Regions from separate parts of the Mus musculus genome. Here all the other regions are linked to region 1. Evidence: chromatin loops called from intact Hi-C (ENCODE). Cell type or tissue: left cerebral cortex. All regions are shown on one strand.

Region 1 (2,500 bases):
GGTGCCTTCTAGAACACTGATGTGTCATAGCGCCTTCTAGAACACTGATGTGTCATGGTGCCATCTAGAACACTGACTGTGTCATGGTGCCTTCTAGAACACTGATGTGTCATGGTGCCTTCTAGAACTCTGACTGTGTCATGGCTCCTACGCTGCTCTTGGCTGCTTCTCACTCTATCCTCTAAGTCTCAGCCTCCACAGCTCTCACCCCAGGCAGCACGAGCTTTCCCTCCATTAATGTACCAGGTTCTGAAAGGCAGACTGACTGCTTCATCTGCCTCTCCTCAGATTCATTGCAAGGCACAGTAACAGGCACATGTCCATACACATCTGTCAAGCCAATCAAAGCATGGGTGGAAAGGAAGATGTAAGGGAAACCATTCTCTGTCTTCGCTTTCCTCACAGACGAAGCGCCTCTGATCATTCTGTCACCACCTCTAGCTCACACCTTGTCTCACCTCAGATGCAAGAAAGGGCTGGCCCTGTGCAAACCGGGACCTTGAGAATATGACTTGGGAATTCAGTCGTTTCCCCCATGTCCTTCCTCCTGTGTCGTTTGCTCTCTTATTCACTGGCTTCTACAGAGTCCCAGTTCTGTCTCAATGAGGGCTCTGCTGCTGGGCTTTCCTCTAACACCTGACAGGGACAGGGGTTGGGTTCTTTCTCTCTCTCTCTCTCTCCTCTCTCTCTCTCTCTCTCTCTCTCTCTCTCTCTCTCTCTCTCTCTCTCTCTCTCTCCCTCCCTCCCTCCCTCCCTCCCTCCTTCCCTCCCTCCCTCCTTTCTCTCTCTCTTCTGAGTAGTATTGATTCTCTTAATCAAGTAAATGGCAACAAACTCCTTCCTCCACACATCCAGAGTAGACAGGCATGCATCCAGCTTCAGGTTTCTCTGGCTGCATTTCAGCAACCCAAGTGGAAAAAAAGAACCCTTACTTCATACAACTGGCTCTGAACACCATTGTTGGGTCGCAAGACCACTCCTTGCACCGGCTGGCTGCATTCTTTTCCGGAGACAGGGGACTGCGATTATCCAGTCCAGAGGCGAGTTCATCTCTTCCTGCTCCCAGCACCACACACATCTACTCTGGCTGGTGGGCTGGGGGTGGGGTCTCTCTAGACTTGTTAGCTGCAGCACGTGTGGCAGTGAGCGCTGACAAAGGTCTGCACACAAATGTTCATAGCATGTTATCGATGCCAGGACCAGCCCGCAGGTGCCGTAGTAAACAGTCTGTCATACAATCTAAAGAAGTTCAGCAGTAAAACAGAGTGAGCGTTTCAACCTGAGAAAACCTCAAAGACGGCAAGCTGAGCAAAGACAGCAGACGCAAGCATGCATGGTGCATGGCTGCATTTCGTATTGTATTTAGAAAAGGCAGAGTAGTGTGTGTGTGCAAGAGGAGACTTGGAATGCCAATAGCAAGATGTGAGGTAATGGTTTCACAGCTGTGTCGATCTGTCAAAAGTCTCTAAGGCCTACACGGGGCTGGGTGTACTTAGCAGTTATTTACATTATATCTATATAAAGTAAGTGCTGAGTGGCTGTGATGTCATTTAGCAAAGAGTCTTGGCTCAGTCCCCAGGCTCTGGCTGTGCAGCGCCCCTCAATGCACCCTGATCCTCTACAGCACTGTGGCAGCGTGTTGATTGCTGTTCCTCCACATGTCTGAGCTACCTACACTTGTGTGTGTCCTTACATGCTCTGTCCCCACCAATGTCCACCAAGCAAAAAGCTTTTCTCCTCATTCAATGCCCAAGTGCCTGAGAAATCAAAGCATCTGTACTGCTTACTTTAGGCAGAATGTAATACCTAACTCACTCCCTTTTTTCTATAAAAGGCAAGATTTTTCTTTTTTGTTTTTAGTTTTCTTGTACATTGACTTCTGTATAATAGTGGGAGCCACTGTAGACAAGTGTGAAGAGATCTCCTCCATAGGATAAACATCAGCTATTTCCAAGTAAATGTTTGGAAAATGGAGATTAAGCAAAAATCCATAATTATTTATTCCGTGCCCCACAGTGACATCACAAAGAAGAAGAAAGCTGAGGTCTGGCATAATCATGGCCCACAACATTCCCTCTCTCAAGCGTCTTGGACACTATTCTCAAACAGTTTTTCTAATTATGAACAGCTTTCCTGCTAATTATTAAATCCATATGTATTTCAGGGGAAATCGAATCCCAGTTTGCTTCATTCACACCCAATCCATCACGGTTTTACTTTCAAGAGCTATTTGATGTTCAAGAAGCCATTAGGACCCCATAATGCCTCTTTCTGAGAAAAAGGATATGGTCAAAGTTAAGCAAAACCAAATGCTAACAAAATCCTCAGAGATTAAGTAGCATCCTAATGAGGGGAATTATGCTACACTGTTCTCTATTCGGGCGCCTCAGACTCCAAGGAAGTCTGAGTGACTGGAGCCACTCGTACATCTTCATTCCACATTTTCTCCCTACGGGACTTTGGAAAGATGAGAAGAAGGATGGTTTGATGAGTCAGAAAT
Region 2 (2,500 bases), 51 kb before region 1:
TGGAGGGCAAGCTCATGCTGCCTGGGGTGAAAGCTGTGGAGGCTGAAACTTAGAGGATAGAGTGAGAAGCAGCCAAGAGCAGCATAGGAGCCATGACACATCAGTGTTCTAGAAGGTGCCGTGACACATCAGTGTTCTAGAAGGTGCCATGACACATCAGTGTTCTAGAAGGTGCCGTGACACAGTCAGTGTTCTAGAAGGCACCATGACACATCAGTGTTCTAGAAGGCACCATGACACATCAGTGTTCTAGAAGGCACCATGACACATCAGTGTTCTAGAAGGCGCCATGACACATCAGTGTTCTAGAAGGCGCCATGACACATCAGTGTTCTAGAAGGCGCCATGACACATCAGTGTTCTAGAAGGCACCATGACACATCAGTGTTCTAGAAGGCACCATGACACATCAGTGTTCTAGAAGGCGCCATGACACATCAGTGTTCTAGAAGGCACGTTGAAAGGTGGAGAGAGGCTGGAGATGCTTGGGTTTGATTAGGTAGTGTCAGCAGCTCACAGACCTTACAAAGACACTTAGATTCATCACTTTGTCATAAAGGATATAACAGTGGACATAGATTAAGGAATATATACATACAATTGGAGAGATGGCTCAGCAGTCAAGAGCACTGACTGCTCTTCCAGAGGTCCTGAGTTCAATTCTAAGCAACCACTTGGTGGCTCACAACCATCTGTAATGGGATCTGATGCCCTCTTCTGGTGTGCCTGAAGACAGCTACAGTGTACTCATATATATATATATATATATATATAACAAATACATTTCTAAAAAAGAAAAGAAAGTATGTTACAGCCAGGACTACACGAAAGAAACCCTGTCTCAAAACAAAACAGAACAAAACAGAACAGAACAGAACAGAACAGAACAGAACAGAACAGAACAGAACAGAACAGAACAAAGGAACAAAAGAAATATATGCATGAAGATCCGGCAAAGGCACAGAGCTTCCCTGCTGTCTCTAGACTTCCACCTCCATGTGTTCCGCTCTCCTAAAACAAACTAAACCCAATCTTCTGGCTTTGTACCGAGATTTCACTGCATGGGCGTGGTTGTGAATGCACAGGATAGGGAAACCCAGCAATGCCTGTGTATCCTTGGGCTCCTTGCCCTCTACAGCATCCCTTCCTCATGTCCTCAACGCTCTCACTCACAGGTGCTAACTCTCCTGGCTACAGTTAAGGCTGGAACTCTTGCCAACAGTGGTCACAGTTACCCATGAGGCCTGGCCTCACCCACCCCTGCTATGAGAACAGACTGAGGGTCATGACTGAAGTGAAGGAGCCAGCACAGTTGCCGTGGGTTCAGTTGTCGTTGCACGTGGACCGCTTACCTGTAACTGCCTGGAGCTTCTTGACACAGCACCATTGCTTATTTCCTGAGCTACTCTTGTGGTGATTTGGGAACCTGGCATTTTACTGCCCCTCCCCCTTCTGTGGCTTCAGCTGCTGCTGCCATCCTCGCCCCTGGGGACATTCCCAGGCCAGAAATGTCAGAGCTGTTCTTCCATCATGTGTCAGGACTGCAGACCCCCTGGCACTGTGGCTTGGGTTGAGCTGTTTGCTCTGATTGATGCTCATGGCCACCATCTGCCCTGGTCAGTCCTGTGGCTCAGGCCTCACTCAGCTCACGGCGTCCTTACATAAGCTCCATGTCTCCTTCTTTGATGCCTAGAGCAGCTCTTCTACCCCTTGACTCTGAGTCTTTCTCTAAAGGAATTCCCATACACCTGGTTCATCTCCAACTCTCAGGAAGCAGTGTCCACCTCTGTGTGTGTTCTCTCTGTCTCCTGCTCCTCTCTCTCCAGCCACTCACTCCCTGGCAACTTGATTCTACACATTTCTGTTGCTTTAGGGCATTCTTTCATTCATTTGTTCATGTATTAAGTCATTCAGTAGAAATGATTCAAGCTTCAATTGTCTGCTGGACAGTGAGAGGCTGAGGATGCACAACAAGAAGCAGACAGGCCTCTGCCTCGTGGAGCCTACATTTTCACAGAAATATGTCAAGATGTCAACTGAAGGACTCTATCAAGCCAACATAAGGCAGGGAGATTAAGTACGTTTCTAAGACAGAAAGCCATTTCTGAAATTAGATTGGTCAGCCAGTGGACAAGGTGTTCACCATAGGTCTAGACAAGGTTAGTAGTGACAAATGTGGGTTAGACTGCTTATGGGGCTCTTGAGTACCAAGATTACCACTTTAAATAGATTTTAAAATATCCACTTTAGTGCATCATGAATCTCAACTAGTAGAGGAGCCTCTTAGAAATCTGCCTGCACGCAGTGTCCAGATGAGCCCCGTCTCTTCTGTTCCATAACTGCTGTAGCTGGGCCCTGGTGAGGCCTCCTCATCACCTCCTCTAAAACGACTCTTCATGGTACCCGAGAAGCAAAGGCTTGCACATGCAATGCATATCCTATTGCCACCCTCATCTAAGTATGTTGACAAATAGTTCAGGACAACAAAGCCATGATCTAG
Region 3 (2,500 bases), 56 kb before region 1:
TGAACTAAGTCTGTCTCTCCAGAAAGGTTTGTTATTTGCTCTTGTAAAATGTCTTCATATACAGACAGAGATAGCAACATTGCCCTCCCCTGTTGTTTTTTTCAAGACAGATTTTCTCTGATAATCCCTGGCTGCCCTGACACTCACTCTATAGACCATGCTGACCTCGAACTCAGAGCCTGCCTCTGCCTCCTAAATGCTGGGATTAAAGGCATCACCATCCAATGTCCAGGCTATGGAGACATGTTCTTAAGGGAGGCATTGCTTTCCTGTAGAGCAAGAATATGAGACTTGTGTCCTTCTCCTGTGTGTTTGATGGTAGAAAAAAAATCTAGTTAATTCTCTGACCAAATGTCCATGTTCTCATGTTCCTCCTGTGCATCCATCAATTTCATGTCTCATTCTCTGTCCCTGAGTTTTGTTGTTTGTTTGCTTGATTGAATATGTGTGTGTGTATATATATATATATATATATATATATATATATATATATACTACGACAATTTAAAAATTCAGGCATCAGATCCATTATTAGTGCATAAACAATGTCTTCCACTTCCTCATCTGTCTAATTTGCGTTTTTCCTCCAGGTTTAGGACCCTTTATACTTTTCATCCTTGGACAGAGAAAAGAGAAAGACAGGCACAAATAACCGAGACTTCTGCTTTCTTAAGAGTTCAGTGTGCACTTAAGATAGTCCCGTTGATTTTGTCGTAAGCAGTTTGTGATGCTCTGTGGCAAGAAGGTTTCCAGAAAGTCTAGATATCGGTACGGCTGGGAACAGCATGCCAAACATGTCTGTGCTCCCCACATGATCCCCTCTCTCATCTTCCCACAGTCCCCCTGGGAGAAAATGTGGAATAAAGATGTGCATGCAGGCGGCTCCAGCCACACTGACTCCGCTGGAGTCGGACGAGCCCCCACAGTGGATCATAGCTTTCCTCAATGGCATTCTGTTTATTCTTTTGAGGATTTTATTAACATATGGTTTTGCTTAAATTCACCCACATCTTTTTTCTCAGAAATGAGCATTACGGGGGTTCTAATTGCTTCTTGAACATCAAATAGCTCCTAAAAGTACACATGATGGATTGACTGTGAGTGAAGCAAGCAAGGGCAGAGCTCCTCCTGAAATACACATGGATTTAATAATTAGCAAGAAAGCTCTTCATAATTAGAAAAAAATGACTGGGATAGTATTCAAACTGCTGGAGAATGCACGGGTCTGTCTTAGCGTTGTAGCCTTTCTCTGGGACTGTGATACTACAGACGGCAGTAACAGTCTCCACCAAGTAAAAGTGTCTACAGTTTCTGGCATATAAGTAAGCAAGAAGGTGGGGTTTCTTTTTCCTTATTTTATTTTAAAATTTTGATTTATCTTTAATTTAAAATTATGTGTATGTTTACTTGTGTATGAGTGTTGGGGGCAGAGGAGGTATTGTATACATGAGTACAGTTATTCACATGGGCCAGTAGAGGGCGATAGGATCCCCCAGAGCTGGAGTTCTGAGAAGTCAGTTGCGAGCTTCATCCACAAGAGCAGTAGATGCTTGTTGTTGTTGTAGTTTTGAGACAGGGTCTCTCTGTGTAGCCTTGGCTGTCTGGAACTTACTCTGTACACCAAGCTGGCCTCAAATTCACAGAAATCTGCCTGCCTCTGCCTCCCAAGTGCTGGGATTAAAGGTGTGTGCCACCACCACCCAACCCCAGCAAGCAGTAGAGACGCTTAACCACTGAGCCATCTTCCCAGCCCAGATCTCTCTCTCCCTCTCTCCCTCCCCGCTCCCTCTAACCCTCTCTTTCTCTCTTTTTATGTGTCCTGGTGTTTTGCCTGCATGTATGTAAATGTACACCTACATGCAGTGCCCTTGGAGGCCAAAAGATGTCTGATCCTCTCTCTGGAATCAGAGTTACAGATAGTTGTTACTCTCACGTGGGGTCTGGGGACTGAACTCAAGTCCTCTGCAATGTCAGCCGGTCCTCTTAACTACTGAACCATCTCTTCAGCCCCAGGAAAATTATTCTGTTTGTTTGAGACAGAGTCTCACTATGCAGCCCTGGTTTCCCTGGAACTCACTATGTAGTCAGTGTTCACAGAGATCTGCCTGTCTCTGTCTTCCTGGCACTGGGGTTCAGGACAAGCCATGACCACACCAAGCTTCCCATGTTTTTTTGTTTGTTTTTTTTTTCTTTAAATCTCATTTTTTAAACTATTTTGTTCTGTTGTTTTGCACTGTATATAGCCCAAACTGGCCTCAAACTTGTTATGTAGCCAAGAATGGCCTTCAGCTTCTGGTCCTTTAGTGTTCAGATGCCATGTGCGAGGATTGTGAGGTTGTGGCCCGGGTCTGTGTGCTGCTGGGAACCAAATCTAGGGTTTCCAGAACACCACGCATGCTGCATTACCAGCCTCACCCCCAAATCCAGAGTTTATTTCTATAAGAAATTTTGTTCGCACTAGCTTTTAAGAGTTTCTACAAGGAGGCAATGTATAAAGAAG

Evidence for each region. Peaks named below come from ENCODE experiments on the same cell type or tissue, not always from the same donor. Only the 100,000 strongest peaks of a DNase experiment are listed, where the experiment ranks them.
Region 2: a loop joins it to region 1, with 7 times the contacts of the local background. A loop is called at or near these places in 15 of 42 quality-filtered maps.
Region 3: a loop joins it to region 1, with 16 times the contacts of the local background. A loop is called at or near these places in 14 of 42 quality-filtered maps.

What each region holds. Positions count from the first base shown.
Region 1 is chr2:154,970,972-154,973,471 of GRCm38, forward strand. It overlaps a transcript of a not described here. Among named protein-coding and RNA genes, the nearest start is that of a, 41 kb to the right of the region's middle. In left cerebral cortex, no CTCF peak of the experiment used is centred here; DNase peaks (open chromatin) are centred at 1,517 and 2,457.
Region 2 is chr2:154,919,597-154,922,096 of GRCm38, forward strand. No RefSeq gene overlaps it. Among named protein-coding and RNA genes, the nearest start is that of Eif2s2, 28 kb to the left of the region's middle. In left cerebral cortex, no CTCF peak of the experiment used is centred here; no DNase peak of the experiment used is centred here.
Region 3 is chr2:154,915,227-154,917,726 of GRCm38, forward strand. No RefSeq gene overlaps it. Among named protein-coding and RNA genes, the nearest start is that of Eif2s2, 24 kb to the left of the region's middle. In left cerebral cortex, a CTCF peak has its summit at 1,470 (motif pointing right); a DNase peak (open chromatin) is centred at 1,487.